Linked DNA regions of Homo sapiens: region 1 is linked to region 2. Evidence: read pairs that join two places in POLR2A ChIA-PET (ENCODE). Cell type or tissue: PC-3. All regions are shown on one strand. Each heading gives the region's core, and the rest is flanking DNA. Links, peaks and the distances in the headings are about the cores only. Region 1 overlaps PAAF1 (proteasomal ATPase associated factor 1). Region 2 overlaps PPME1 (protein phosphatase methylesterase 1).

Region 1 (16,670 bases), core at 3,547-8,546, 290 kb before region 2:
GTATTTTTAGTAGAGACGGGGTTTCACCGTGTTAAGCAGGATGGTCTCGAACTCCTGACCTTGAGATCCGCCCACCTCGGCCTCCCAAAGTGCTGGGATTACAGGCGTGAGCCACTGTGCCTGGCCTGTTCTTATTTTTTTGAGACAGGGTCTTGCCCTGTTGCCCAGGCTGGAGTACAGTTGCATGATTATGGCTTACTGCAGCCTTGATCTCCTGGGTTCAAGAGATCCTCCCACTTCAGCCTCCTCAGTAGCTGGGACCACAGTCATGCACTACCATACCTGGCTAATTTTTTAAATTTTTTGTAGAGACAAGGTCTCACTATGTTGCCCAGGCTGGTCTTGAACTCCTGTGTTTATTTTTTAATACATGGGGTCTCGCTGTGTTTCCCAGGTGCTGAATTTGAACTCCTGGTCTCCAGTGATCCTCCCTCAGCCTCCCAAGTAGCTGGGACTCTAGGTGTGATCCACCATCTTGTTTCTTGTTTTTGTTTTTAAATAACAGCTTTATTGAGATAAAAATGTGTGCTATCTATGTGCTAGTTACTTTACATATATTATTTCTAGTATCACCCCCAAAACAGTCTATACCCATTAACAGTCACTTTCCACCCCCCAATCCTAGCAACCACTAGTTTACTTTCTAGCTCTGTGGATTTGCCTACTTTGGACATTTCATATAAATGGAATCATAAAATACATGGCCTTTTGTGTGACTTCTTTCACTTAGTATAATGTTTCTTTCTTTCTTTTTTTTTTGAGAGTCTCACTGTGTCGTCTAGGCTGAAGTATAGTGGCACAATCTCGGCTCCTCACTGCAGCCTTCACCTCCCAGGTTCAAGTGATTTTTGTGCCTCAGCCTCCTGAGTAGTTGGGATTACAGGCGCCTGCCACCACACCCGGGTAATTTTTGTATTTTCAGTAGAGACGAACGAGGTTTCGACATGTTGGCCAGGCTGGTCTTGAACTCTTGGCCTCAAGTGATCCTCCCACCTCGGCCTCCCAAAGTGCTGGGATTACAGGCAACTTAGTATAATGTTTCTATTTGTTGTTTTTATCAGTACTTCGTTCCTTTTTGTGGCCCGGTAATACTCTGTTGTATGGATATACTACATTTTGTTTATCCATTCATCAATTAATGGACACATATTTCTAGTTTTTGGCTATTATGAAGGAAGGAGATTTTGATGGCAGGATAGATGGCATGAGAACCAGCTGCTGTGGGGAATGGGAGGGGTGAAAGGATTACAAAACTGCTGAGTTTAGAAACATGAATTGGATTGGTGACAGTCGGCACAGTTGTGTTCTTTTCTGGAGCAGTACTCAGCAGCCTGCATGTAGGAATGTAGAAGGTAAGTGGTTGGATTGATCCTAGTTCTGCTATTATATAGAGAAAACCAAGGCTGAGGTCATTTTAGTGACTTCACAAATGTAGAGAAGTCAGCTGGGCAGGGTAACTCACCCTGTAATCCAAGCACTTTGGGAGGCTGAGGCAGAAGGATTGCTTGAGCCCAGCAGTTCGAGACCAGTCTGAGCAACATAGTGAGACTCTGTCTCTACTAAAAATAAAAATAAAAAAAATAGCTGGGCATGGTGGCATGCAGGCTACTCAGGAAGCTGAGGCGGGAGAATCCCTTGATTCTGGGAGATAGAGGCTGCAGTGAACCATGATCATACCACTGCACTCCAGCCTGGGTGACAGAGCGAGACCCTGTCTCAAATATTAAAAAAATACATATATATACATCCACAAATGTGGAGAAGTCATTGAGTGATTGGTTGAAATGATGCACCATGAGGGCCAGACTTCTTAAGGCAGTTGGTAAACACAATAGGGAATCATGGAGTGGGATAAAAAGTGAAGTTGCTTCAGTTCTGTTTTTGTGGCATCTTTCTGAAATAGTGCTTCATGATACTTCCCTGTGAAAAGCGTCTTTACTAGGTCTTCTCTAGGCCAAACTTCTACCCTAGACTTTGAGTTTCTCTGGGATTTATCCCTCAACTATCATTTCCATGACTGCTATTACCAAACTGGTGTATTAATTGATGAATCCTTCCTTCTTGTTCTTTTTGACTTTCTTTTATTCTTTTTTTTTTTTTTGAGACGGAGTCTCGCTCTGTCGCCCAGGCTGGAGTGCAGTGGCGGGATCTCGGCTCACTGCAAGTTCCGCCTCCCGGGTTCACGCCATTCTCCTGCCTCAGCCTCCCAAGTAGCTGGGACTACAGGCGCCCGCCACTACGCCCGGCTAATTTTTTGTATTTTTAGTAGAGACGGGGTTTCACCGTTTTAGCCGGGATGGTCTCGATCTCCTGACCTCGTGATCCACCCGCCTCGGCCTCCCAAAGTGCTGGGATTACAGGCGTGATATTCTTTTTTTTTGAGATGGAGTCTCACTCTGTCACCCAGGCTGGAGTGCAATGGCGTGGTCTCGGCTCACTGCAACCTCTGCTTGCCAGGTTCAAGGTATTCTCCTGCTTCAGCCTCCTGAGTATCATAGCTGGGACTACAGGCACGTGCCACCACACCTGGCTAATTTTTGTATTTTTAGTAGAGAAGAGGTTTCACTATGTTGGCCAGGCTGGTCTTGAACTCCTGACCTTGTGATCCACCCACCTTGGGCTCCCAAAGTGCTGAGATTACAGGTGTGAGCCACCATGCCCGGCTGACTTTCTTTTATTCTTGATATGCTCCTCCTTGACTTGGAGTTTTCTTTTCCCTATTTTCTTCCTAGCCAGCTCCTATCTTTCTTTGAGGCTCCTATACTCTCTAGAAAGCCCTCCCGGCCTGGTCGTGGTGGCTCACACCTGTAATCCCAGCACTTCGGGAGGTTGAGGTGGGTGGATCACCTGAGGGGAGGAGCTCAAGACCAGCCTGGCCAATATGGTGAAACCCCGTCTCTACTAAAAATACAAAAATTAGCCAGGTGTGGTGGCACGTGCCTTTAATCCCAGGTACTTGGGAGGCTGAGTCATGAGAACTGCTTGAACCCAGGAGGTGGAGGTTGCAGTGAGCTGAGATCACGCCATTGTACTCCAGCCTGGGCGACAAGAGTGAAACTCCATCTCAAAAAAAAAAAAAAAAAAATCCCTCCCACTCTTGTGTGAATCCATGATGATTTCTGCTTCTCTCCTGTAACTTCAGTTTGGCTCAACATTTATTTACTGAATAATAAATGAATGTAGCACCCTGCTAGACTTAAGGACTTCACAGTCTGTTGGGCAAGTCAGACATGTAAACAGTGTGTTATGGGCTGTTATAGACATGAATATATAAGGTGTAGAAGAAGAATGGAAACAGTTTTTAACTTCATTCTATCATCTGCGTGTGTTTATGTGTAGGATAGTATCTTACTTAGCCCATATCTCTGCAAAATCAGTATTCTACTTAGGCAAATTTTACAGGTTACTGAAGCTTAATTCTTTACTATGTATTATGTGTATATACTGTAGATAAATACATGTATGCATACTGATCTTCACCTTTCATCCTGGAAGAATTACATTTCACAGCCAGTTACATCAGGTTGAGATCACTCTAAAAGCCCTCTCTACAAATGCTGTATCAAATCTCTAAATCTTTGTTCTTAGCTTTTAGTCTTGAAAATGTATTTTAGTCAGGCCAGGCGCGGTGGCTCACGCCTGTAATCCCAGCACTGTGGGAGGCTGAGGCGAGTGGATCACGAGGTCAGGAGATCGAGTCCATTCTGGCTAACATGGTGAAACCCCATCTCTACTAAAAATACAAAAAATTAGCCGACATGGTGGCGGGTGCCTGTAGTCCCAGCTGTTCGGAGGCTGAAGCAGGAGAATGGTGTGAACCCAGGAGGTGGAGATTCCAGTGAGCTGAGATCACGCCACTGCACTCCAGCCTGGGCGACAGAGCAAGACTCCATCTCAAAAAAAAAAAAAAAAAAAAAAAAAAGAAAATGTATTTTAGTCTTGAAAGTGTATTCCCTTTCAAATTAGAGTTTAGTGCTATAGTGTGTATGTTTGACCCCTCCAAATCTCATGTTGAAATTTAATCCTCAGTGTTGGAGGTAGGGCCTAATGGGGGGTGTTTGGGTCATGGGGGCAGACCCCTCATGAATAGATTAATGTCCTCCCTGGAGAGTGAGAGTGACTGAGTTCTCACTCTGTTCTTTCCTGAGAAAGCTGATTGTTAAAAAGATCCTGGCATCTCCCTTCTCTCTCTTACTTCCTCTCTCACCATGTGATCTCTGCATACACTGGCTCCCCTTCTCCTTCTGCCATGAGTGGAAGCAGCCTGAGGCTCTCATCAGAAGCAGATGCTGGTGCCATGCTTCTTGTACAGTCTGCAGAACCGTGAGCCAAATAAACCTCTTTTCTTTATAAATTACCCAGCCTCAGGTATTCCTTTATAGCAACACTAAACAGACTAAGACACCTAATCTAATTCTCTTTTTACTTCACCTGACTTTTAACACAGGCACCTGTTTTTCTTTCGTGGGCCAATTTCATGGGTATACTATTTATACAGATGCCTGAATTGGGTCTTCAAAGAGAAAAATAATAAATTTTTCTTATTTTTTGAGACATGCTTCTTTTGTACCATATAGGGAAACCATCTTTGTATGGCAGCCTGACTTGTCAAGGAATTGGCCTAGATGGCATCCCAGAGGTTACAGCTTCAGAAGGATTTACTGTGAATGAAATAAACAAGGTATGTTTTTATGTCTTCTAGATGGCATGATATTTAAAACTATGGTAGTACCCAAACATCTACCTTAGATATTTATACTATTATCTGTGTATCTCCACTTCATTTGTATGAGAATCATAGTTTTTGCTGTCTGTGAGTGTCATTGGTATTTTCTATTGTAGTTACATATACTTTTAAGTGCCATCAGACTTCCTCTTACTTCCCTTATATCAGCTCTGATAATGCAAGATGCATGTGTAATTTAAAATTTTCTAGTGGCCACATTATAGAGATAAAAATAAACAATGAAATTGATTTTGTTTTGTTTTTTGAGATGGAGTCTTGCTCTGTCGCCCAGGCTGGAGTGCAATGGCATGATATTGGCTCACTGCAACTTCTGTCTCCTGGGTTCAAGCAATTCTCCTGCCTCAGCCTCCTTAGCAGCTGGGATTATGGGCGCCCGCCACCACACCCAGCTAATTTTTGCATTTTTAGTAGAGATGGGGTTTCACCATGTTGGCCAGGCTGGTCTCGAACTCCTGACCTCGTGATCCACCTGTCTCGGCCTCCCAAAGTGCTGAGATTACAGGCGTGAGCTACCATGCCCAAGCGAAATTGATTTTAATAATATATTTGATCTAACCCAGTATATCTAAAACATTATTTCAACCTGTAAATAATACTAAAAATTATTAGAGATATTTTACATTTCTTTTTCTTATTAAGTCTTCAAAACTCCATGTATATTTTACTTTTACAGCTTATCTCAGCTCAGACTCTAATTTTTATTAGAAATACTTGATCTGTATTTAGGTTTTATAAAATTTACAGTTGAAAATATAGATGCCCATATCCAAGTAGTTCTCAGTTGCCTGATACGGCCATTACCTACTACACTGAACAATGTAGCCTTATAATCCATATCTGGTGAGGCCTTGATGAAGAGCCTACATTAATAGTACTTAACAGTTTTTCTTGTTTGTCTTTGAGGTGAGTAGATGGGTAAGCAAAGCGTTGGAGAACCCATGATTTGCCTCTCCCTACTCATTCTGACTGCTGCAGTTAGTATGCTCTGGTGAGATGATTCCGTAAGGGTGGACCAGCCTTTTGTTTCATTTTTCATTTTTTGTGTAATTAAACTTTTTAGTTATAAAAAATATTTTGGGTATACTGACAAGAATAGAGAATACTTTGTTTTTTACATAAGATTTTTAGCAAATGTTCATTCATTACTCTCTTTGGGCCAGGTAGTAGGCTACATGTTATTATATATTTTATATTTGTTTTTCATAAACAGCTATGGGTATTATAGGTATCAGAAGATCTAAGTCTTAGTTAACTCTGACACTTATTAGCTGTGTGATTTTGGACAAATAACTTAGTTCTCTGAGTCTCAGTTTCCTCATCAATAAAGCTGAGATCCTATTCTACCTCCTAGAATGGTTAATGGGGAATGAGACTGCATGTGGATGAATCTATAAAATACTACAGAAGTTAGTTTTGGTTCTTTTACCATAACAATCCTGTGGGATTGGCATTTTAAATTTCCATTTTGCAGATAAGCAAACCAACTCAGAGAGGTTAATTAATCTCAAATAATCAAAGACAGACTGTATGCTGGAATTGAAACCCAGTTCTGTTGATTCCAAGTTTAGCACTACCATGCAAGCCTACGTTTTTCCCAGGTGTTTTGGCACAGCCTGGGTGCTGACTTCTTTCTTCCCTTCATACTCAGACCTGGATACAGTCTTTATCACTTCAAACATGATTGCTAATTTTTGCTGTGAACCTGCTGAGTGGGTTCAGACAGTAAGTGCTTATGGTTGAACATTCATTTGTTTCCTAACTGCCATGAGTCACTTTGCTAATTTGATATTGCTACATTGTTCTCTTAAACAGTAGATCTGTCATTATGCTTAAATGTCTAACCCTGGAGCATAAAAATGTTTGACTTAGAATTTTATCTTAGTGCAGCATACTCACACTTTTTCCCCTTGGATTTTGTCTGTTCTGATCTCTCTTGCAGTTTTTCTTTAAAATATTTTCATTAACAGCATGATTGTCCACTGCTAATGTTGGAAGATATTTTAACATTTATCTTCCTTTGTAGTCTGTTTGTGGATTAAAGATTGATTTGCAAGACTGCAAAGTAGGAGAAAAGTACTGATTATTGAAATCTGTCACATAGCTCCAAAGAAATGAAGTCTTCTGAGAGCAAATCCAATTCTTACAGAGGCCCAAACACTAAGCTTTTGAAGCTCCTTGCATCCTTGCTAATATGAATATTCAGCCAAGAGGATTTAGCTGACGCTTTAGTTTCTGGTACAAGAGGCAGTTCCAAATCCAGGCCAGCACTCTTGCAGCTATATGGGCTTTATCACACAGTTAGAAGCAAAAACTCATTTAGTGAAAGGCCTGCAGGCAGCCAGGCATGGATATGCTGGCTAAGAAAGTGCTGTTTGTGTAGATAGTCTAATTGTCATTTTAAAGGAGTAGATGATCTGTAAAGAGCATACTGATTCAATGATGAGAATATTTTGACTTTGAAACCATTCTTTCTAATGAACTGTGAGGACCTGTGCTTGTTGGATATAAAGAGGTTCAGAAAATTTTGATTATTGAAGACATTTTCATTGTCCTGAAGAATTACCAGAGACTTTGAAGTACTACTGCAGAAGAGATAAAAGGTTAGGGGTCATTTGGTGAGTGCAGCTCCTCAGTTCCTTATAGGAGATCTATACTTAAGTGATAGTATTGGTATTATGCTGGTTAGAGTAAGGGACTGTCATATTGCAAGAGTCCTTGAGGGAGGGTTTACCAAGCCTTTTTCTTTTTTTTACCTCTACACGTGCTACCTTCAAACGCCAATATTCTTACCTAAAATGGTTACAAATGGCCCTTAGCAAGTCATGTCTCCTGAATCTAACATCTGGTTCTAGGTATAGTTTCCTAATATGCCACCAGTGTTATCTTCCTACAGTAGTTGAAAGACAGGTGATAATGACTAGGTAGAACACATGGGGCATCAAAATATAGCTGTGTTACAACAACCAGTCTATGAACATGTACAGTCAATTTAAGTCTTAGGAGGGAATAGGCACCGTAAGCCTGACCCAGGCCTACATATTTTATGGGTGTACCATAATTTACTTTACCAATTTCATCTGGTCATTGTAAATGTCAGTAGTCTAACATTCTCTCTAAAAGTTCTTGTAGACAGCAAGTTTACTTTTAGACTTGTCTTTTAAGACCTAGGTTTGGGGGATGGTGTTGAAGAGTTTCCTTATATCTCTTTATGTCCTCTTCGCACTGATCCTGTTCCTTGCCCCACTGCTAATTGAGAGTATTGGTATTAGATTTTCTTCTTAAAACGAATGCTCTAATGCTTATTGGTTGTATCATATTGTTTGTCTGTCTTCTGTGGAGCAGCTTATTTCAACACAAAAAGATAATGGCATCTTAGCAATACCAAATTACACTGTAGCCCTCAACAGTTTAAAAGGACTGCTGATCTATGGGGGAGGGATAGTTTTGTGGGGTGGGAAAGGAGAACGAGAGAGGGTACACTGAGAAGATGAGAATGTCCTGTAGTCCTAATGTTTTCTTTAAGAGGCTTTAATTATAATACATTGGAGGAGTTTTACTGATGAATCTCATCTTTTCCTCTTTGTTTAGAAAAGCATTCATATTTCATGTCCAAAGGAAAATGCATCTTCTAAGTTTTTGGCACCATATACTACTTTTTCCAGAATTCATACAAAGAGTGTAAGTATTTTGATAAAATGAAGAGAAAATGTAATAGCATGTTAATTTTTCATTTTATTTGCTTGTCTAGTGCTATAAACATATTCATAATTAATATGTCTTTCATTTACTTTGCATTGTAAGATGATACAGCTGATGAAGTCTGATGTGTTTGGCAAAACTGGTACTCTAGTCCACATAGAATATGTGTTCAAATCTACTCACTGGTCATCTTAGAGATTATATGAAATTTCCTTACATATGTTTTAGGAGAGTTACCAGCTTTCAGATAATGATATAATACTTGATGCTTGGCTAGGTGCAGTGGCTCACACCTGCAATCCTAGCACTTTGGGAGGCAGAGGCAGGAGGATCACTTGAGGCCAAGAGTTTGAGACCAGCCTGGGCAACAGAGTGAAACCCTGTCTCCACAAAAAAACAAAAATTAGCTGAGCGTGGTGGCACTTACCTGTAGTCCTAGCTACTCAGGAGGCTGAGGTGGGAGAATTTTTTGAGCCCAGGAGTTGGAGGCTGCAGTGAGCTGAGATTATGCCACTGCACTGCAGCCTGGACTCTGTCTCCAAAAAATAAATAAAAATAAATAAATTTGTAATAGTTGATGCTTATATAATAATGCTGCTGCTCATATTTTATTCCTTTTCCTATAGGACAGGGATATTTTCTCAAAATTTCAAATATACCACATTGAGGAATAATTTTCAAAGGTCTTTGTGATATAAAGCCTTTTCTACTACCATGGGCTTCTTGGAAGCAGAAGTGAGAAATTGCTAGATAAAACTGATTATGTTGAAGCCATTCACTTCTTACTGTGTGGTACGTTTTTTAAAAGAGCAATTTTTGGCCAGGCACAGTGGCTCATGCCCGTAATCCTAGCACTTTGAGAGGCCGAGGTGGGTGGATCACTTGAGCTCAGGAGTTCAAGACCAGCCTGAGCAACATGGTGAAACTCTGTCTCTACAGAAAAATACAAAAATTAGCCAGACATGGTGCCACATGTTGTAGTCCCAGCTACTCTGAATGCTGAGGTAGGAGGATTGCTTGAGCCCAGGAGGTTGAGGCTGCAGTGAGCCATGATCATGCCACTGCACTCCAGCCTGGGCAACAGAATGAGACACTGTCTCACCAAAAAAAAAAAAAAAAAGAAAGAAAGAAAAAGAGCTCTTTTTCACCCTTATTACAAAACAGATATATACTTAGTGATGAAAATTTAGGACATGTAAAAAAAGGAGAATCACTCATATTTCTGTATCCTAAAGATAACTGTTAGGAACTTTTGTTGTATATCCCTTTTAAATAATAATCATAGTAGTAAAGCTCACATTTATTGATTGCCTACTATGAGCCAGCACTGTGGCAACTCTACATATCATTATTTTACTTAATACTCTGTCTTTTCCTTAAATATTTTACCAAAATGGGTTTTTACATTACATGCTATTTTATAACTTGCTTTTTGTTTTGTTTTGTTTTTGTTTTGAGATGGAGTCTCGCTCTGTTGCCCAGGCTGGAGTGCAGTGGTGCAGTCTCGGCTCACTGCAAGCTCCACCTCCTGGGTTCACACCATTCTCTGCCTCAGCCTCCCGAATAGCTGGGATTACAGGTGCCTGCCACCACGCCCGGCTAATTTTTTTTGTATTTTTAGTAGAGACGGGGTTTCACTGTGTTAGCCAGGATGGTCTCAATCTCCTGACCTTGTGATCCGCCCACCTCGGCCTCCCAGAGTGCTGGGATTACAGGTGTGAGCCACCGTGCCCAGCCTATAACTTGCTTTTTATTACTTAATTATATGTCCATTATTCTATGCTGTCTTTCAATGTATCCTTCTAAGAGCTGCATGGTATTCTATTGATGAGTTTACTATAATTTAATTTAACAGTTTTATATTACTGGACATTCAGGTGTTTCCAGTTTTGTGATTTTGTATTTTTATGAATACATTTATAGCTAAAGTTTTGCTCCCAAAGATGGGAAGAAATTAGAATACATTTGTAAAAGTGGAATTGCTAAGTCATAGGGTGTGGGAATTATGAGGCTTTGGGTGTGTTCTAATGCATTGCCGCTTAACTGATGTATAGAGTCAATTGTTGCTCTTCATTTCCTCTGTAAAACATACCGTTAGGTTGAAAGTTTATCAAGAGTCAATTGTAATGCCAGTTATATTATTTTTGAAATTATATAAATTAATTAAATCTTATGTTAAATCAATAAAATGTGAATGTGAAAAGCGGAAAGCAGTTATTTATTTGAAAACTAGGCTGGGCGCAGTGGCTCATGCCTGTAATCCCAGCACTTTGGGAGGCCGAGGCAGGTGAATCACCTGAGGTGAGGAGTTCAAGACCAGCCTGGACAACATGGCGAAACCCCGTCTCTGTTAAAAATACAAAAATTAGCCAGGCGTGGTGGCGTGCACCTATAATCCCAGCTACTCGGGAGGTTGAGGCAGGAGAATCGCTTGAACGCGGGAGGCAGAGGTTGCAGTGAGCCAAGATTGCGCCATTGCACTCCAGCCTGGGAGACAAAAGTGAAACTCTGTCTCCAAAAAAAAAAAAAAAAAAAAAAAGAAAGAAAAAACTAAACGTGGGCGCGGTGGCTCATGCTTATAATCCCAGCACTTAGGGAGACCCAGAAAGGAGAATCACTTGAGCCCAAGAGTTCAAGACCAGCCTGGACAACATAGTAAGACCTCGTCTCTACAAAAAAATTAAAAGTTAGCCAGGTATGGTGATGTACATCTGTAGTCCCAGCTAGTCGCCTGGCTTAAAAATTTTTATTCTTATTTTTTGTAGCGGTGGAGTCCTGCTCTGTTGCCCAGGCTGGTCTCAAACTCCTGACTTCAAGCAGTCCTCTCTCCTTGGCTTCCCAAAATGCTGGGATTATAGGTATAAGCCACTGTGCCTGGCCTTTATACATCATTTTTTATTATTTTCTGCTTTAACTGAGGGAGAAGGCAATTCACCTCTTGGGAGAGTTGGGAATGCCGCTCACCTTTTGAGAAGTAAGTCATTTTAAAAATCATTTACAGGCTAGGCACAGTGGCCCATGCCTGTACCCAGCACTCTGGGAGTCCAAGGCAGGAGGATCACTTGAGCCCAGGAGTTTGAGACCAGCCTAGGCAACATAGTGAGACCTTGTCTCTACAAAAAAATAAACAAAATAGGCTGGTTGTAGTGGCTCACACCTGTAATCCCATCACTTTGGGAGGCTGGGGTGGGCAGATCAATTGAGGCCAGGAATTCAAGACCAGCCTGGCCAACATAATGAAACCCCATCTCTACTAAAAATATAAAAATCGGAGGGAAGGGATAGCATTAGGAGATGTACCTAATGTTAAATGACGAGTTAATGGGTGCAGCACACCAGCATGGCACATGTATACATATGTAACTAACCTGCACATTGTGCACGTGTACCCTAAAACTTAAAGTATAATAATAAAAAAAAATCTACTAAAAAAAATAAAAATAAAAAAAAAATCAGCTGGGCATGGTGGCACACGCCTGTAATCCCAGCTACTCCGGAGGCTAAGGCACAAGAATCGCTTGAACCCAGGAGGCAGAGGTTGCAGTGAGCCGAGGTTGCGCCACTGCACTCCAGCCTGTGTTACTGAGCAAGACTCTGTCTCAAAAAATAAAATTAGCTGGATGTGGTAGTGTGTGCCTGTAGTCCCAGCTGCTCGAGAGGCTGGGATGGAAGGATTGCTTGAGCCTAGGAGGTCAGGGCTGCAGTGAGCTGTGATTGTGCCATTGCATTCCAGGCTGGGTGACAGAGTGAGACCATGTCTCAAAAACAAACATAACTGTGCTCCTTTTCTATTTCTTATTCTCTTTTTATTTGAGCTTACTGAAAGATGATTCATCCATTTATTAATCACCTACTATATTTCAGCCAGTCTTCTGGATACTGAATAAAATAAATAAAACTGCCCTTATAGATCTTACATGCTAGAGATGTGGGACTAGACGTGATTTGCTGATGACTTGGATGTTAAGTATGAGAGAAAAGGAGGAGTTGGGATGATTCAAAAAATTTTGGCCTGAGAAGTAGGTGAATTGTGTTCCATTTACTAATTGGAGGAGGAGGAGTTGTATTGGGATGGGGCAGGGGAAATAAAAGTTTTCTTTGGACATGTTCAGTTTGAGGTTTCCAGTCTAGCCTAGGTGTTCACTGCCTACCAGCAAGCAATTGGATAGATACCACCTGTATCAGGACAGAACCTGAAGTATGTTGCTTACAAGTAAAGGATCCACTACTAAGTTAGCAGTCCTTTTATTCCGAGGAAGCAAAATGAAGAAGAAAAGTCTTAGAAAATGTTAGAGTTGATGGATATATCCCTATAGTTCTTCCCAAACTTATTTATTATGGTTTAATTGACATAGAACAAAGTAAAATGGAAAGTTGGATAATTAAAGCCAAAGTCCCTACTTTTTTCTTAATAACTTATGTGGGAATTATTGTTGCTGGGAATGTGTCTGGAATTGCATATCTTGGTCCATCATTTCTGGAGCATTTGCAGCTGGTTGTTTTTTAATAAAAGTGTACATGTATGCATGTGTATAAAAGATTTGTTATTCTGATAATGGCTTATGCATGAAGTGATTGCTGATACTGAAATTACAAAAGTGAGGCTGGGCGCGGTGGCTCACGCCTGTGATCCTAGCACTTTGGGAGGCCAAGGCAGAAGGATAGCTTGAGCCCAGGAGTTCAAGACCACCCTGGGCAACATAGGGGGACCCCATCTCTCCAAAAAAAAGTTAAAAAATTAGCTGGACATGCCAGCCCATGTTTGTAATCTCAGCTATTGGGAAGCTCAGGCAGGAGGATCACTTGTTCCTGAGAGGCTAAGGCTGTAGTGAGTTGTAATCATGCCCCTGCACTTCAGCCTGAGCAACAGAGTGAGACCCTGTCTTTAAAAAAAACACAAAAACTATAAAAGTGAGTTTGGAAAACAAAAAGTGAATCTGAAATTTCTCTATTCTTTATTCTGAAAGATCTATATCTGTATATTTTCTATAGCTATACCTATATATAGGTATATGTGGAAATATCTGAACTCTTTTTTTTTTTTTTTACGATGTTTCTTTTTTTCTTTTTTTCTTTTTTATTTATTTTTTTTTTTATTGATCATTCTTGGGTGTTTCTCGCAGAGGGGGATTTGGCAGGGTCACAGGACAATAGTGGAGAGAAGGTCAGCAGATAAACAAGTGAACAAAGGTCTCTGGTTTTCCTAGGCAGAGGACCCTGCGGCCTTCCGCAGTGTTTGTGTCCCTGGGTACTTGAGATTAGGGAGTGGTGATGACTCTTAAGGAGCATGCTGCCTTCAAGCATCTGTTTAACAAAGCACATCTTGCACCGCCCTTAATCCATTCAACCCTGAGTGGATACAGCACATGTTTCAGAGAGCACAGGGTTGGGGGTAAGGTCACCGATCAACAGGATCCCAAGGCAGAAGAATTTTTCTTAGTACGGAACAAAATGAAAAGTCTCCCATGTCTACCTCTTTCTACACAGACACGGCAACCATCCGATTCTCAATCTTTTCCCCACCTTTCCCCCCTTTCTATTCTACAAAACCGCCATTGTCCTCATGGCCCGTTCTCAATGAGCTGTTGGGTACACCTCCCAGACGGGGTGGTGGCCGGGCAGAGGGGCTCCTCACTTCCCAGTAGGCGCGGCCAGGCAGAGGCGCCCCTCACCTCCCGGACGGGGCGGCTGGCCGGACGGGGGGGCTGACCCCCCAGACCTCCCTCCCCGACGGGGCGGCTGGCCGGGCGGGGGGGCTGACCCCCCCACCTCCCTCCTGGACGGGGCGGCTGGCCGGGCAGAGGGGCTCCTCACTTCCCAGTAGGGGCGGCCGGGCAGAGGCGCCCCTCACCTCCCAGACGGGGCGGCTGGCCGGGCAGAGTGGCTCCTCACTTCCCAGTAGGGGCGGCCGGGCAGAGGCGCCCCTCACCTCCCGGACGGGGCGGCTGGCCGTGCGGGGGGCTGACCCCCCCACCTCCCTCCCGGACGGGGCGGCTGGCCGGGCGGGGGGCTGACCCCCCCCACCTCCCTCCCGGACGGGGCGGCTGGCCGTGTGGGGGGCTGACCCCCCCACTTCCCTCCCGGACGAGGTGGCTGCCAGGCGGAGACGCTCCTCACTTCCCAGACGGGGTGGCTGCTGGGCGGAGGGGCTCCTCACTTCTCAGACGGGGTGGCTGCTGGGCGGAGGGGCTCCTCACTTCTCAGACGGGGCGGTTGCCAGGCAGAGGGTCTCCTCACTTCTCAGACGGGGCGGCCGGGCAGAGACGCTCCTCACATCCCGGACAGGGTGGCAGGGCAGAGGTGCTCCCCACATCTCAGACGATGGGCGGCCGGGCAGAGACGCTCCTCACTTCCCAGATGTGATGGCGGCCGGGAAGAGGCGCTCCTCACTTCCTAGATGGGATGGCGGCCGGGCAGAGAGGCTCCTCACTTTCCAGACTGGGCGGCCGGGCAGAGAGGCTCCTCACTTTCCAGACTGGGCAGCCAGGCAGAGGGGCTCCTCACATCCCAGAAGATGGGCGGCCAGGCAGAGATGCTCCTCACTTCCCAGACAGGGTGGCGGCCGGGCAGAGGCTGCAATCTCGGCACTTTGGGAGGCCAAGGCAGGCTGCTGGGAGGTGGAGGTTGTAGCGAGCCGAGATCACACCACTGCACTCCAGCCTGGGGCACCATTGAGCACTGAGTGAACGAGACTCCGTCTGCAATCCCGGCACCTCGGGAGGCCGAGGCTGGCGGATCACTCATGGTTAGGAGCTGCAGACCAGCCCAGCCAACACAGCGAATCCCCGTCTCCACCAAAAAAACACGAAAACCAGTCAGGCGTGGCGGCGCGCGCCTGCAATTGCAGGCACTCGGCAAGCTGAGGCAGGAGAATCAGGCAGGGAGGTTGCAGTGAGCTGAGATGGCAGCAGTACCGTCCAGCTGGGCATCAGAGGGAGACCGTGGAAAGAGAGGGAGAGGGAGACCGTGGGGAGAGGGAGGGGGAGGGGAAGGGGGAGGGAGAGGGAGAGGGAGAGGGAGAGGGAGAAGGAGAGGGAGAGGGAGAGGAATAGCTGAACTCTTGAATCCTCCTGGTGCATCTTAGAACATTATCTTTTGTGTAAGTGGGTTCCTAAGAATTAGGAGAGGTATCTTAATTTTCTTTTTATTTTTTATATTTACTTTAAAATTTTTTGTAGAGATGGAGTCTCATTATATTGCCCAGGCTGGTCTCGAACTCCTGGGCTCAAGTAATCTTCCTGCCTTGGCCTCCCAGAGTGTTGGGATTACACAGGTGTGAGCCACTGCACCTGGTCTTAATTTTAAAATAAAATAGCAGGGCTGGGCACGGTGGCCTATAATCCCAGCACTCTGGGAGGCTGAGATGGGAGAATCACTTGAGCTCAGGAGTTTGAGACTAACTTGGGCAACATGGTGAAACTCTGTCTCTACCGAAAAATACAGAAATAAGGCACAGTGGTGTGCGCCTGTAGTCCCAGCTACTCGGGAGGCTGAGGCAGGAGAATCACTTGAGCCTGGGAGGCAGAGGTTGCAGTGAGCTGAGATGGGGACATTGCACTCCAGCCTGGGTGATGGGAGTGAAACTCTGTCAAACAAACAAACAAACAAACAAATAAATAAATGCAACACATGGAAACTATGGAAATGAAATGGGGATAGGGAAAACTTTTTAGCTGAAGCATTAGACTTCAGATGATTAGAGGAATATCTTTTTGTTTGAAGAAGTAAAAGGTGTTTACTTCAGCCTTGTTGGGAGGTTGGTGATGATAACTCAACCTTTACATCAAACACAAGTCCTTTTGTTGGGAAACACAGGCTTCAGGAAGTCTTGGAAGAGTGAAAAAAGGGAAGTTTATAACATATTTCAAGGGAATAAGAGTATTTCATTATTTCTAACACATTGTTTGTTTTCTCTTTGAACAGATAACATGCCTGGACATTTCCAGCAGAGGAGGTCTTGGTGTGTCTTCTAGTACTGACGGGACCATGAAAATCTGGCAGGCTTCCAATGGAGAACTCAGGGTAAAGGATTTGGATGTACTTTTAGGTCTTAAACACAAAGGGTGGTCTGAGAAGCCTTGGACTGGGACATGGAAGGAAGAATGGCCCATTCTAAAAATGTGGGACCACTCTGCATGTCAGTTGATCTCTTTTCTCCCATTTGTGTGTTTCTTTTTCTTTTTCTCTTTTTTTTTTTTTTTTTTTTTTTGAGACAGTCTTGCTG
Region 2 (16,670 bases), core at 832-5,831:
CTTGAGAGACTGAGATGGGAGAATCACTTGAGCCTGGGAGTTTGAGGTTGCAGTGTGCTGTGATCGTGCCACTGCACTCCAGCCTGGGAGACAGAATGAGACCCTATCTCTAAAAATAGTAATTATAAAATAAAAAGTCAAATCCAAGCTCCGGTGCTACCAAAAATGGCTCTGGGAAAGTTATTTAGTATTTCTGAGTCACCTTAAAATGAGAATACTTTAATGGTACTGTTCAAAACCATGCTTGGTACGTAATAAACACCTAGTTGTTTCCTTTCATAAAGTAAGATTTGAGTTAGATGATCTCTAACAGCATGATTCATGATGTAGTTTTTAGAATCCTGAAGTCTGCTGCTTAATGGCATGCCTTGGAGTAAGGAACACTTCAGACCTACCACAACCCTCAGCCAGCCATCTGGTTGCTTTCTTTTCATTCTCTTCAAAGTACTGCTAATAAGGACATTTTAAAAACAGTGGTGCCTTGATTTAAATAGCTGGCTGCAATTAAACTTCAGTATTTAGCCTCCACTACCAGACTCCTAGACTTTGACAGAATTTGTGACAACAAGTGATTAAGACTGCTACTGTGCCCATTCATGACTCATCAATAACTCTCTTAACAGACTTAAGCAGCCTAGATGTTGATGTGTTATTCCTATTTAGATTTGAGACATTCATGTAAAAACATACAACTTACATTTCTTGGTTATTGTTCTCTAGGCAAGGAAGGTTTTTCCTCCTTCCCTTTCTCCCCTTTCTCTCCTTCCTCCTGGCTTTCCTTAGGATTTGATCATATAATTTTGTTGGTTTTGGTCATTATCTCCTAGTAGGCATATCACATTGTAGACAAGCAGAACATTCTCTATTCTCCTTAGTCCTCTGAATTGTAATTATTGGTCAACTGTGTATTCCTCAAAACTGTTGAGGTTCATAAGGGTAGGAATTGTGTCTGAATTTTGCTGGTGCTTAGAATGCTGTCTCCTTTAGTGCTAACTGAACGAGAAACCCAAATCCTGGCCTATTTAACCCCGTTCTATAAGAACAACGTTATTTCCCCATCAGTTCCCTTAAGATGGTATAACTAGGGCTATACTGCCTTTCTCCTAAAAGCGGTTATACTTCATAGAATAATAGAATCTCTATTTCAATACCAGCTTTTAGGTAAAATGTATTGTGTTTACAATATGTTACTTTGAGATTTAAAATAATTATATGGTCGAAACTCTTGTAATAGGTCTTGTAATAGGCTTGTAATAGGTCTCATGATATGTACAGATTCAGGCTTGTTACTTTTATTTTATCAAAATTTGACAATTTATGTCTTCCTCTTTGATTCCCCAAACCTGAAAGCAAGTCCACTATTATAAGACAGCAAATGTCAATTAGCAATTATTTTCACACTAGCCTTATTTTATAGTATTCAATTTTTCTGCCCTTGCCCAATTTATCACTTATTCTCTAAGAGCGAAGACTATTTTCCAAGCACCTTCACCAAGTTTAGGGACCAGAGCAAGTGGTCCACCATTAAAGGCTAGTGTTAAAAGCGCTCCAAAGTCATGTCCTAAGCAGTGGTAATTTCCTAAGTGTTTCTTGCACTTAACAATTGCCAAGTTTATTTTGTTGGCAATGCCTTCCATTTTCTTCACTTTTTTTTTTTTTTTTTTTTTTTTTGAGACGGAGTCTCGCTTTGTCGCCCAGGTCGGACTGCGGACTGCAGTGGCGCAATCTCGGCTCACTGCAAGCTCCGCTTCCCGGGTTCACGCCATTCTCCTGCCTCAGCCTCCCGAGTAGCTGGGACTACAGGCGCCTGCCACCGCGCCCGGCTAATTTTTTTTTTGTATTTTTAGTAGAGACGGGGTTTCACCTTGTTAGCCAGGATGGTCTCGATCTCCTGACCTCATGATCCACCCGCCTCGGCCTCCCAAAGTGCTGGGATTACAGGCGTGAGCCACCGCGCCCGGCCCACTTTTTCAACTCCTATCCATCTTTAAAACTCATGAAGCACTTTCAGACTACTTTAGTTCATTCATTTGCTCTCTCTTCTCTGAGCACCTATAACAATTTTGGCATCTCCACTCATCAATTGTTTGCATTGGTATTGTACTTTTTCACTGTTACTGTGTCAGACTTATCGAAGATAATTTTATGCAGATTTTTGTGTGTTTCCTCAATAACATTTAGAACTCCTGTAGTGCAAGGACCTTTGTTTCTTTGTGCTTTCTACTGTAACACAGTTAAATGTTTTTGTAAAATTTAATTTAATGGACACATAGCACAAATTCATTTAAAATAAAGTTCTGAGGCTTTTTCTGATCAGTCCAGCTTGCACCGATTTTTCTATTTTCTGTCCTTTGGTGGCACCTGTCATTTTACCAGGAATCAGCAAACATTTTCTGTTAAAAGCCAGATAGTATTTTAGGCTTTGTGGGCCATGTTAGTCTCTGTTGCAGCTACTCAGCTCTGCTGTTTTAGAGTGAAAGTAGCCACAGACAATATGTAACTGAATGTGTCTGTGTTCTAACAACACTTTATGGACACTGAAATTTGAATTCCACATAATTTCCACATGTCATTAGTCTCTCTTCTCCCCCTGCCCTCCACCTTTTAAAAATGTAAAGATCATTCTCTGATCCTGGGCCATGCAAAAATAGGTGGTGGGCTGGATTTCCCGTAGGCTGTAGTTTGCCAACCCAGTTAGTTCTATACTTCTACTGTCTTGTAGTAGAAGGAAGGTAGGTTTTAAAATCAACAAACTAGGATTCTCTTCCTGGCTTTACTACTTACCGCTTAACTGGTGCAAACTTGACTTTATTTTTTTTTAAATGTAGATAATAATGCTAGCCTCATAGAATTTTTGAGGAGAAAATGAGATGATTTATGTGTAGAAATATTATTTAAATTGGAAAACTGTCTAATGGAAACTTACTGTATTTCCTCAATTCTAAGATACATTTCTTTTTTACATTTAAATTGATAATGTCTTTTTTTTTTTGAGACAGAGTTCTCACTCTGTCACCCAGGCTGGAGTGCAGTGGCATGATCTCGGTTCACTGCAACCTCTGCCTCACAGGTCCAAGCAACCCTTCTGCCTCAGCCACCCGAGTAGCTGGGTTTACAGGTGTGTGCCACCACGCCTGGCTAATTTTTGTATTTTTAGTAGAGACAGGGTTTCACCATGTTGGTCAGGCTGGTCTCAAACTCCTGACCTCAAGAGATCTGCCCACCTTGGCCTCCTAAAGCATTGGGAGATAGTGTCTTAACAATGCTGTTGGTCAGGTAACAATTCTAACATGGTTCTCATTGCCTGAACATAAGTGAACACCAAAACCAGAATCAAAATTTACAAAACGTATACATGTTGAGAACTTCTTAGAGGTAAAACTGGACTGCTCTTTTAACCACTAGGAACTGAATGCTTGTGAGGAGGCGTGGGTGTTCAATCGGGTGGGTTGAGCAACATTCCTAAAGTGAGAGTCAAAAGTAAGGCTGAGGCCAGGCACCATGGTTCATGCCTGTAATCCCAACACTTTGGGAGGCTGAGGTGGGAGGATTGCTTGAGCTCAGGAGTTCAAGACCAACCTGGGCAACATAGCTAGACCTTGTCTCTACCAAAAAAAAAAAAAAAAGTACGGGCTGGTGCAGTGGCTCACGCTTGTAATCCCAGCACTTTTGGAGTTCGAGGTGGGAGGATTGCTTGAGCCCAGGAATTTGAGACCAGCCTGGGCAACATAGTGAGACCACATCGCTACAAAAAGTTAAAAAATTAGCCAGGCATGGTAGCATGTCCCTATAGTCCCAGCCACTGGAGAGGCTGAGGTGGGAGGATGAATTGAGCCCAGGAGGTTGAGATTGCAGTGAGCCATGATCGTGACACTGTACTCCAGCCTGGATGACAGAGGGAGACCCTGTCTCAAAACAAAACAACAACAAAAAAAGTAAGATAGCTCTAAATAATTGTAAAGCTGGCATATGAACTGGTGTTTAGTTATATGAAACATTCCATCACCAATGTTCTTGTGAGGCACAGAAAACTATATTGGTCCAAGTGATTCAAAAGAGAGTGGGACTCCAACTATGAAGAAATGGTCAGGAATACCTTAAGTATTTTATTCTGCTTTCATTTATATATATTATATATATGTCTCCATAAGTAATATATAATGGATCTATATAAGTGTAAAAGAGCTATTTCTTCTATAGAAAAATAGAATGAATTCTTTTTTATATAAAAAATGTAAAATGAATTCTAAGTGATAAAGTATTGTGTCATACTTGATAGTTCTTTTTCTTAGTTTTTCATCTTACAAATTCTTTTTCTTAGCTTTTCATCTTACAAATTGATGGTGCCTTGTACATACTGTATTTCATCTATTCTAGCAACAAGATTGTGATCTGCTTGTTTAGTTTTCTTAATTGTAAACTCCTTTTGTATGTTATTTACTTGTCCTAAGGCAGTTAGCATTTAGGAGCTCAATAAACATTTGTTGAGTGAATGAATGACACTCAGATGCAATGGAAACATCACATTTTCCCAATAGCAATAGTTTAGAATTGTCCATCCTGAATTTAATAGAGAAGTAAATGGGAGGGAGGAGCCATAGACTTAGAGTGAAATTTAAAAAATATGATTATTGAAAGCTTGCAAAAATGAACTCGTGCCCTATTTATATTCTTTTGTGATTCCATATTTATATCTCTCTGTCTTTATTCTTTTAAGAAATATATCTTAGGTGGCTGTGAGGATTAAATTTGTATAATGCTTATAAAGTGCCTAGTACATATACATGTCTAGCTTGTTTCATTTAATCCTTTTCATTCCTTTAATTAAACAGCTTTTCCTTAAGCATAAGAACCATTGTTCATTATATATAAAAACCACTTTTAATTGAGTTTTTCTCTGTTAATTAACTGAACTATATTATTAGCTGGGTTTCATAAAAAATGGCATTTTAGCATATTATGGATAAGTAGGCTTGGGAGTGGAGCTACTCATAGAATTTACCAATATTTTATAACACTGTTGGGAGAAATGTGTCTTGGTATTCCCACCATCAACTCATTTTTAAGTTGGAAAATCTCTATACTAACATTTTTTCACTGATTATTGGGAATTCTAATCTTTTGTGGGTAATTAGAGGATTTGTACTTTTGCCTCTTCCCTAACCAGATTGATGTTTAGTAAGGGTGGTACTTTAAATTTTTATAGCATTTGATTTAACAAAATCTTCACGCCAGATATCATCCTTGTGAATCCTTTTCCCATCTAATTATATTAACATGTGTTCCACAAGAAAGACTGGGTGTGCCGTTTATGAGCTCTGATGGATTATTTCATAGCCATAGTGTACAGTGACTGTTTACCTATTTCCCCCCTGCATGAGCTCTTTGAAGGAAAGGACTAAATTTTAATCAATGGGAACTTCTAGTCTGCTTGTTTCCCTAGTGCCTAGGAAGTATATCAGGGCCTGCCATGCAGGATGTACTCAAAATGTCTCTTCAATTGAATTGAGATTAAATTAGCTGCTTATATAAGCAAATTGTGACTGGAAAGAAGCTCTGAAATGATTGCCCTAATGATATTTACTGTTTGCTTATGAAGTATGTCTTTTTTTTTTTTTTTTTTTTTTTTTTTTGAGACAGAGTCTCACTCTGTCACCCAGGCTGGAGTGCAGTGGCGCAATCTCAGCTCACTGCAACCTCCACCTCCCGGCTTCAAGCGATTCTCCTGCCTCAGCCTCCTGAGTAGCTGGGATTACAGGCACATGTCACCACAACCGGCTAATTTTTGTATTTTTAGTAGAGATGGGGTTTCACCATGTTGGTCAGGCTGGTCTCGAACTCCTGACCTCGTGATCCACCCACCTTGGCCTCCCAAAGTGCTGGGATTACAGGTGTGAGCCACCGCGCCTGGTCTGAAGTATGTCTTTTATTCTAGATCATCATGACATTCAGATGAGTCTGGGGAGGGGATCGTATGGCTGTTGGTCTGAAATATACTTCATTAGAGGCTTTTATATGAACCTCATTGGTTTTTAAACTTGAAACCTGCTTGTTTTCTTGCTGTTTTGGCAGAATAGTAGCTTACATAAATGCTGACTATTGGGTAATGCCACACACGTTGATTTTGAGGGTAAGCAACTGCATTAGCCTTTGCAAAACATCAAAAAGTCTGTATTCTGTCTGTTCTCTTGCTTTCATTAATGGTGTTTCAGTGGCTTTTTTTTTTGTTTGAGGCCAGATCATTTTAGAAAAGTTGTCATTATATCTTTTTTTTTTTTTTTTAACTTTTCGAGTTGTAGAAAAAGAAGTTAATAATTATGTTGTTTTCCTGTTGGGTGAAAGGTGGAAATAAAATTTAGAAAATTTATTTTCTAATTTAGGCAAAGTACAATTCTTTATTATCAAAGGTATAAGATTACACCTGTTCTCCCTGTGCTACAGCAGTCTGTGTTTATCCATGCACTTTAAGCAAAGTATATTTTTATGTGGTCTGACTCAGCAGGTTGGAAGTTCCTATGGCTTAAGTATCTTATCTGAAGATGGTTTTAAGTGAGGTAAGGTTTCATTTATTTGCTTGAAAGCACATCATATATTGGGCTGTACGTGTCCTGTTCTGCTTAATGCAAGACATTTTGTGAAATGCTTCTGTTTCCATTTTTGGATTCCACGATGCTCAACACAGAAAAGTAATAGTAATGGGAGCTAGGATTTTCAAGCACATGGTAAATCAGTATTTAATAAATTAGAACTCTTTAAGAAGGCCTTCTGTATTCTCTGTCTGTGAATGGCATCAGGAAAACTTGAGAGTTTTCCTTGATTCTTCCTTCTCACTTCACTCTTCAGCTCCCTGTGATCATGATCATAATAGTTCTAAACCTTGACTTTGTTCTTAGTCTATATGGTGCTCAACCTTGCTACAAGGTTCTTCTCCCAATCATTACTATCCCTACAGCAGGAACCAGTCCTCTTCCTAGGGATTTTCAGGGTGTTCATTGCCAGCTTTGATGATTTCAAGAATGGGGAACTTAATATTATTTTGAGGATAGTATTGAAAATGGTAAGGAAATAACCCTGAGAGTCAGATTCTAGCTCAGCTACTTCCCATGGTCTTAGACAAGTTATTTAAACTCCATTGGCCTTAGTTTTCTCGTTTGGAAAATGGGGATAATAATAGCTACCCCAGAGGCTTGGTGTAGAAATTAATTCCTGTGTTTATCTCCATTGTCTCCTCAAATTTCATTAAGTTATAGTAATTTGGAAAAAGGAATAAAGCTAAAGGACAAAGAAGAGTAGGGATATAAGATGCTAACAAAATTTAGGAAGCTAGAAAGCAAGTTGATAAATATTTAGAAGAGAAAACTGAAAACTACTTGTAGAAAGAGAATGAAAGTGCAAGCTAATCCATATCACTATCCTATAAAGGCTCAAGAATTCCAGGTACTAGGTGCCTGTGAAAGGGGGCTTAGAGTTTTCTTCTAAGAGTTTTCTAGTTTTGGCTCATACATGCAAGTCTGTGATCCATTTTGAGTTAATTTTTATGTATGATATGAGGAATGAGTCCAACTTCATTCTTTTGCATGTGGATATCCAGTTATCCCAGTATGATTTAATTGAAAAGGTTTCTTTTCCTATACAGTTATCTTGGCATCCTTGTCAAAAGTCAATTGACCATAAATGTATGTGTTTGTTTTTGAACCCTCAATTCTATATCATTGATTTATATATCGATCAGTATACTGGTACTACACTGTCTTTTGATTACTGTAGCTTTTTGTAGTAAGTTTCGAAATCAGGAAGTATAATGTTTCCAACTTTGTTCTTTTTTAAAAAACTTATTTTGGGTCCCTTGAATTTCCATATGAATTTTAGGGTGAGTTTGTCAACGTCTGCAAAGAAACCAGGTGTAATTTTGATAGGCATTGCTTTGAATCTATAGATCAATTTGAGAAGTATTGCCAACTTAATAATACTCAGTGTTCTAATCCATGAACACTGGATGTCTTTCTTTTTATGTCTTTTTTAATTTCTTCAACAGTATTACATAGTTTTCAGTGTTTAAATCTTGCATTTATTTGGCTATATTTATTCCTGCATATTTTATTCTTATCAGTGGTATTGTAAATAGAATTGTCCTCTTGATTTTATTTTTGGATTGTTAATTGCAAATTACAGAAATACAATTGATTTTTATATATTGGTCTTATTTTCTGAAACCCTACTGAAATTGTTCCTGTGGTTTTTTTAGTGGATTCCTTAGGATTTTGCCCTACACATTTTAACATGTATAGGTAATATACAAGTCCAAGTTTAATCAATATCTCTGCTGTTCTTCTGAAATAATACAATGACTTTAGCAACCTGTGGCAGGTGGAATAACAACATCCCCAGGATGCTGAGGTCTGAATCCCTGGAACCTGTGAATATGTTATTTTACATGGCAGAGAGGAATTAAGGTTGCAAATGGAATTAAGGTTGCTAATCAGCTGACCTTAAAATAAAGAGAATATCATGGATTATTTGGGTAAGCCCAGTGTAATCACTGGTGTCTTTTAAAGAGAAGGAAACAGAAGACCAAGTCAGAGCCTGAGAGATTTGAAGATGCTGTGTTGCTTGCCGGCTTTAAAGTGGAGGAAGAACCTGTAAGCCAAGAAATACAGGCTGCCTCCAGAAGCTGGAAATGGTATTTAGACCTCTCAATCTGGGCACTAGACTAACTCATTGCTACTATTCTGGTTATTGCTTATAGGCCTTTGTAGTAGACATATCTAGAATCGTGAGTTCATATTGATATTTCTTCCTTTTTCTCTTTTTTTTTTTTTTTTGAGATGGAGTCTCGCTCTCACCCAGGCTGGAGTGAAAGTGGCACTATCTCGGCTCACTGCAACCTCCGCCTCCCGGTTTCAAGCAATTCTCTGCCTCAGCCTTCTGAGTAGCTGGGATTACAGGCGCCTGCCACCACACCTGGCTAATTTGTGTATTTTTAGTAAAGATGGGGTTTCACCATCTTGGCCAGACTGATCTTGAACTCCTGACCTCATGATCTGCCTGCCTCGGCCTCCCAAAGTGCTGGGATTACAGGGGTGAGCCACTGCGCCCAGCCCATACTGATATTTCAAAAGGAAGGACAAAAGGAATCAAGCGTTCACCCTGACATTTTCATTTCAAAATTAAGATTATAGGGTTTTTTACTTTTTTGATTTTTATATAATTATCTCTTCCCTTAACAACGAAAGTCTTGGTTCCTAATGACATTAACCTAACTACCTATTTGCTTTATCCAAATATGTATGTATATGGTGCTCAAAATAACAAACTGTGCTACCATTAAAAATAACCAACAATATGATTACTGAATACTGTTTAAAATTTATTTTCAGTTCTTTTTTTTCCTTAAAGTATATTTATCCCACTAAAGATGTGCAGTCAAATAATTGTTTTTAAAGTCACTTGGAATAATTCTTAATACACCATTAAGGTAATTTGTTCTCTTTTATGTTAATTGTGGTAATTGATTTGTACAAAGTGTTTAACATGCTTATAAAACAAAAATTATTTACATGACTACAATGTTGAAGTATAAAACAATATATATTCAGGAAAGTATAGCTTTTTTGTTTGTAATATCCTACAAGTAACTATTTTCATTAGTCTCTGCTTTTATCAATGCACTTCAAAATATGTAAACATACAGTTATATTTCCCCCTTACATAAAAGATAACATTGGCCAGGTGCATTGGCTCACACCTGTAATTCCAACACTTTGGTAGGCCAAAGCAGGCAGATCACTTGAGCTCAGGAGTTCAAGACCAGCCTGGGCAATGTGGTGAGACCCTGTCTCTATTTAAAATTAAAAAATATAATAAATAAATAAAATAGCATACATATGGTTCTGCATATTGCTTTACTTATTTATTTATTTATTGAGACAAGGTCTCACTCTGTCACCCAGGCTGATGTGCAGTGGCGTGATCATGGCTCACTGCAGCCTTGACTCCCTGGGCTCAAGCTGTTCTTCCACCTCATCCTCCTTAATAGTTGGGACTGCAGGTGTGCACCACCGTGCCCCCTAATTTTTGTATTTTTCATAGAGACAGTGTTTTGCCATGTTGCCTAGGCTGGTTTCAAACCCCTAGGCTTAAGCAATCCACCCACCTCGGCCTCCCAAAGTGCCGGGATTGCAGGCATGAGCCACTGCACCTAGCTTGCACCTGGCTTGCCTACTGGTTTTTAAAATTTAAGATATTCTAATCACTTCTTATTAGTACACAGAAATCTTTTCCATTATTTTCCCTGCAGTTGCATAGTATTCTGTTGTATGGACATAACCCAGTGTATTCAGCCAGTCTCCTGTTGATGGCCATTGGGTGTTTTTCATCCTTTTCTCTTTCAAATAGTGCTGAAATGAGCAAAATTTACTCATATGTCATTTAGTATTTTGGGGGTTAGGGCCACTTTTAAGATAATTGTCTTTAATGTTCTACAGTTTTACCATAATGTATTACTTCTCTTTAAATCTTGTGATTCACTGGGCTTCATGAATCTGTAGTTTGATGTTTCCTCAGTTCTGAAAACTTCAGCCACAGGTTAAACATTCCTAATCTGAAAATCTGCACTGCTGCAAAATCTGAAACTTTTTGAGTGCTGACATGACACAAGTCAAAACAGAGCAAGAAATGATGTCAGTTTATAAAATGAGAGACAGACTTTCAAGACAAAAACCATTGTTAATGAAGCAGATGACTGGAAAAAAATTTTTAGAAAGCCACCTAGCAGCATGCATTCTCATCCCTAGAGGACCCACCTTCTGGTCCCTTGATAGGGTTAGAATGTTTGTCCCCTCCAAATCTTACATTGAAATGTAATCACCAATGCTGGAGGTAGGGCCCAGTGGAAAGTATTGGGTCATGGGGGCAGATCCCTTATGAATGGCTTAGTGCTATCCCCTTGGTAATGAGTGAGTTCTGGTTCTGAGTTCAGTCGAGATCAGGTTGTTTAAAAGAGAGTGGTGCAGATCCCTGCTGTCGGCTCCCACTCTTGCCATGTGATGTGGCTGCTCCAGCTTTACCTTCCACCGTGATTGTAAGCTTCTGAAGCCCTCACCAGAAACAGATACTGGTAGCATGCTTCTTGTACAGCCTGCAGAACTCCAAGCCAAAATAAACCTGTTTTCTTTATCAATTACCCAGCCTCAAGTATTTCTTTATAGCAGTGCAAGAATGGACAACACAGAAAATTGATACCGAAGAGTAGGATGTTGCTATAAAGATAACTGAAAATGTGGAAGCAGTTTTGGAACTGGATAACGGGCAGAGGTTGGAAGAGTTTGGAGGACTCAGAAGAAGACAGGAAGATGAGGAAAAGTTTGGAACTTCTTAAAGACTTGGTTAAATAATTTTGACCAAAATGCTGATAGAAATATGGACAGTGAAAGCCAGGCTAATGAGGTCTCAGATGGAAATGAGGAGTTTATTGGGAACTGGAGTAAAAGTCATCATGTTATGCCCTAGCAAAGAGTTTGCCTGCATTGTGTTGTTCATGCCATAGGAACCTGTAAAAAGTTGAACTTGAGAGTGATCAAGAGTATCTGGCAGAAGAAATTTCTAAGCAGCAAAGCATTCAAGAGGTGACCTGGCTGCTTCTCACAGCCTGGTATCAGATACAGGAGCAAAGGAATGACTTAAAGTTCGACTTTATAGGCCAGGTGCACTGGGAGGCCAAAGTGGGAGGATTGTTTGAGTTCAGGAGTTTGAGACCAGCTTGGACAACATAGTGAGACTTCGTTTCTACTAAAAATAAAAGAAGTTATCAGCTGGATGTGGTGGTATATGCCAGTAGTCCCAGCTAGTCCAGAGGCTGAGGCAGGATGATCACTGAAGTCTGGGAGATTGAAGCTGCAGTGAGCTGTGATCATGCCACTGCACTCTAGCCTGGACAACAGAGTGAAACCCTGTCTGAAGAAAAAACAAAGTTGGTACTTATTTTAAAATGGGAGCAGACTGTAAATGTTTGGAAAACTTGCAACCTGGCCCTCTGGTAGAAGAGGAATCCAGGAGGGCTTTGGAGTAACCACTTACTAGAGAGATTTGCATGACTAAAAGGGAACCAATTGTTAATATCTAAGACAATGGGGGCAAGGTTTCAAAGTTGTTTCAGATGTCTTTGGGAAGGTCCCTCTCATCACAGGTCCAGAGACCTAGGAGGAGAGAATGGTTTCAGGGCCCAAGCCCAGGGCACTGCTGCCCTGCTCAGCCTCAGGACTCTGCACCTTGTATCCTGGCTACTCATGCTCCAGCCAGGGCTCAAAATGCCCCAGGCACAGCTTGGGCCGCTGCTCTAGAGGGCACAAGCACTGTAAGCCTTGACCACTTCCATGTGGTTGGTAAGCCTGCATGCACATAGAATGCGAGAGTGAGGAAGGCTAGGTAGCTTCTGCCTAGATTTCAGGGCATATATGAGAAAGCCAGGGTGCCCAGGTAGAAGCCTGCTGCAAGGGCAGAGCCCCTGCAGAGAAACTTTGCTAGGGCAATGCTGAGGGGAAATGGGGGGTTGGAGCCCCCGTCAAAGACCCCACTGGAGCGTCACCTAGTGGAATTGTGGGAAAGGGGCTGCCACACTTCAAACCTTAGAATGGTAGAGCCACCGGCAGCTTGCATCCTGAGCATGGAAAAGCTGCAGGCACTCAGCTCTAACCTCTGAGAAAAGCTGGCAGGGCTATACCCTACAAGCAATAGGTAGAGCTGCCCAAGGCCTTGGGAGCCCACCCCTCACACCAGTGTGCCCTGGATGTGGGACATGGAGTCAAAAGAGATTATTTTTGGAGCTTTAAGATTTAATGACTACCCTGCTGGGTTTCAGACTTTCATAGGGCTTGTAGCACCTTTCTTTTAGCCAGTTTCTCCATTTTGGAATGGGAATGTTTACCCAATGCATGTACCACCATTGTATCTTGGAAGTAAATAATTTGTTTTGGTTTTACAGGCTCATAAGTACATCTCAGGCTGCTTCCACCTTATAGGTGGAAGGAGATGAGTCTTAGATGAGACTTAGGACTTTGGACTTGATGCTGAAACAAGTTAAGACTTTGGGGGAACTATTGAGAAGGGGTGATGGTATTTTGCAATGTGAGAAGGAGATGAAATTGAGGGGCCAGGGGCAGAATGATATGGTTTGGATGTTTGCACCCTCCAAATCTCGTGTTGAAATGTAATCCCCAATGCTGGAGGTGGGGCCTAGTGGGAGGTGTTGGATCATGGATGCAGATCCCTCATGAATGGTTTATTGCCATCACCTTGGTAATGAGTGAGTTCTTGCCCTGAGTTCTCTCCAGATCTGGTTGTTTAAAAAGAGTGTGGCACCTCCCCCTTCTCTTGCTTCTGCTCTCACCTTGTGACACAGATGCTCCCACTTCACCTTCCACCATGATTATAAGCTTCCTGTGGCCCTTACCAGGAACAGATGCTGGTACCATGCAGAACCATTAGCCAGTTAAACCTTTTTATAAATTACCCAGTCTCAGGTATTATGTTACAGCAAGAACAGACTTAACACATCCCTCAGCTGCTTCTGATGTTTCTTCTCACCTAAAAAAATAAAATACCGTGTTCAGTAACTTTTTAATCAAACACAACATTGTAGGTGGGAGACTGAAAGCCTGCCATTGTTGGTTGTTGCTTTTATTTAATAACTGGTAGAGGTGTTCTGTGATGTTACTGTGCTGGTTGGTTACCCTGAGTACATTATGTTTTTTCACTGTATTAATGGTATGTTGTATCTTTTACTGTTAAGTACTTATGTGTGAATAAGTGTAATAAAAATGATTATTAGTAACGTGTAAGTTCAATCAGGAATGATGGTGATGCCAAACAACCATAGATTTTCCACATGGGTGGCTAAGATAGTGACACCGTTGCTTTCTGATGGTTCAGTTTACACAAACTTTGTTTTGTGCACAAAATTATTAAAAACATTGTTTAAAATTACCTCCAGGCCATGTGTATAAGGTCTTTATTAAACATAAATGAATTGTGTGTTTAGACTTAGGTCCCATCTCCAGGATATCTCATTGTGTATATGCAGATAATCCAAAATTAAAAAGGAAACAATAAACTGAAATTTGAAACCCTTCTGGTCCCAAGCATTTTGGATGAGGGATACTCAACCTGTACGGCCTCTTCAAATACTGCTTTTATTTCACTGTCTTTATTTCCTTTCAGAACTTCAGTTTGACATATTTAAGACTTATTTACTCTTCCCTTCATATTTCTTAACTTTTGTATTTTCCATCTTCTATTTGTATTTTGGATTCTAAATGTATCTAGATGTATCTGAACAAATTCACTACTAGTTTACGCTTCTCCTTAGCTGTGTCTAATATGTTAAACTTGACTATTTGTTTTTTAATTTTAATTCTTTTCATTCTAGGAGCTTGTTTCAAGTTTCTGTTCATTTAAATGTGTTAAGCAGTTATTTTATATTGTATTTGATAATTTCTTTATGTGAACTCTTTACAGGTCTGTTTCCTCACGTATTTTATGCTTTTTGATTGTGAGATGGTCATTTGCCTTGGAACTTTCTTAAAGTTCTTAGTCCTAGAATGAAGATTGATTCTTCAAAGAGGATTTGCCTTTGTTTCTCTTGGGGGTCCTGAGGGCACTACCAGTTGGATCCACTTTACATTCTCATCTTGAAACTTCTTGGGATATGTAAATGATATGTATTTAGCTCCATATCAGTTTGAGAGCTGTCTTTGTTTTTTCTTGCTTCTCCCTTCTCAATGCTAAGTTTTAAGACAGGCCTTTTTTTATTTTATTTTTTATTTTTTAATTTAATCCTGAGATTGTGGTAAGAAGCAGAAAGTTAATTCTGTTTCAGCCTTTCACTGAGCTTATGATTCTTTGGGATCCCAGCTTGATGGAGAAAGGTTTCCTACTGGGCTCCGCAGCAAGACTTCCCACCTCGGGCTTTGTGTCCTGTTCTGTGTGCATCGCAAAACTTCAAGTTCAGACAGTTGGCAAATGCCATCAAGGTAAAAGCCAGATTTAATGGTCTAAGTGCCTCTCTGGATTCCCACCTTACTTAACTTTTGACCTGGGTCTTCCCTGTTCCTTACTTTCTTGCCAGCTCATCTATGCGTTTAAGAAGAACGAATGACTATATAATTACAATATATAAGATCATTATATATAATTATTTAATAATTATACACTATGATTGTATAAATATAACATCTATTTATATAATATTTTTCACACAAATACTTACATATAATTTTAGCCAATATTTCTCAAGTTGGATCTATTAATTACCATAGACAGAAGCAGTCCCTAATATAAGATGTCTATACTCAGGCAGACTGTCAGTCATTGTGTGAAAATGGGGAACGCTATTTTCAACATGCAAAGTTTCAAAATTAATGTCCCTTTCTCATGAAGCTGATGGAGGATGTGTTTCATCAAAATAAGAGACTACAACAAGAAAAATATGGGATATGGGATAAGGGATTCAACACAGGTGAAAGGCAAGAAGAATTCCTGAGATGATACTAAATTGTTAGCAGTTCATTATATCAGACAGCAGGCAGTCCTATTTGGAGCAGATGAATGGAGGATGCCAGAAATGGAAATTTGAGTGAAAAATAGACCTGGTAGATTATTTAATGTGAATGACCAAATATTAAGAGAAGTTTTACAGAATTCAAAGGCTTTATTTGTTTAAAATTGTGAAATACTCATACAGAAAAGTAAAGTATATATGTACAGTTCAAAGAATAATAAATTCTCATGTGTCCGTCACCTAGCTTAAGAAATAAAACATTATCAGCACCTTAGAAACCTGTTTGTCTCTCCTCGAGAGCATCTCTGTTTCCCACACTGGTATTGAATTGCATGATAATCAGTGCCTGGCTTTTCTTTATTGTTTTACCACTTGTGCATGTATACATTAAAAATACATTATTTAGCTTTGCCTGTTTTTGAACACTATTATTAATGGAATTATACAGGATTCAGTCTTCTGTGCTTATTTCTTTCTCTAAGTATTTTTCAGATTCATGTACTTTTAAATTTATTTTCACTGCTATGCTATATTCTATTACCCAGATACATCACAGTTTGTATATTCTATTGGTGATGCATATTTAGCTTGCTTCTTATTCTTTGCTTTTATAGACATGTGTCTACAAACATTCTTATATGTGTGTTTTGATGCCTATGTGCAGGAGGTTCTCTGTAAAGTAAAATTACCAGGTTGAAGGACACCTGTCTAATTTTATTAGGTGATGCCTTACAGTTTTCCAAATAATCTTCCCTGTTTCCTTGTTAATACCTGTTAATGTCTGGCTTCCTATATTTTGTCAACATGATGGATGTGAAATATGATACTTCACTGTAATTTAAATTTTATGTATCTTAAATTGGAAACCTTTTCATATCTTTATGGGCTGTTTGTGTTTCCTCCTTAGGGAAAAGCATATTAATGTCTTTTGCCTATCAAAAAGTTTTGGGAAACAGTTAGTGACACTTTAATAGAAAACTAAGCAAACAAAATTAAAAAGACAATTATTCTGGAAAAAAGCAAAAAGTTGTACAAGAAGTACAATTGGTATACCATGTGGCTCAACTATAAACAGTGTTTCTATAATGACTAACAGGAAGTACTTACTAATAATCAC

What was found. ChIA-PET counts read pairs that join two places held together with the same protein. Peaks named below come from ENCODE experiments on the same cell type or tissue, not always from the same donor. Only the 100,000 strongest peaks of a DNase experiment are listed, where the experiment ranks them.
Region 1: POLR2A ChIA-PET joins it to region 2 with 5 read pairs; 2 of 35 experiments call an interaction of 5 or more read pairs at or near these places.

The regions. Positions count from the first base shown.
Region 1 is chr11:73,882,777-73,899,446 of GRCh38, forward strand. It overlaps PAAF1 (proteasomal ATPase associated factor 1), which reads left to right. Exons shown (of 12, transcript NM_025155.3): 3 at 4,578-4,681; 4 at 8,336-8,425; 5 at 16,370-16,468. Among named protein-coding and RNA genes, the nearest start is that of PAAF1, 14 kb to the left of the region's middle. RefSeq lists an enhancer at 14,186-14,965. In PC-3, for the core only: no CTCF peak of the experiment used is centred there; a DNase peak (open chromatin) is centred at 6,485.
Region 2 is chr11:74,179,385-74,196,054 of GRCh38, forward strand. All of the region lies in intron 1 of PPME1 (protein phosphatase methylesterase 1), which reads left to right. Among named protein-coding and RNA genes, the nearest start is that of PPME1, 16 kb to the left of the region's middle. In PC-3, for the core only: no CTCF peak of the experiment used is centred there; no DNase peak of the experiment used is centred there.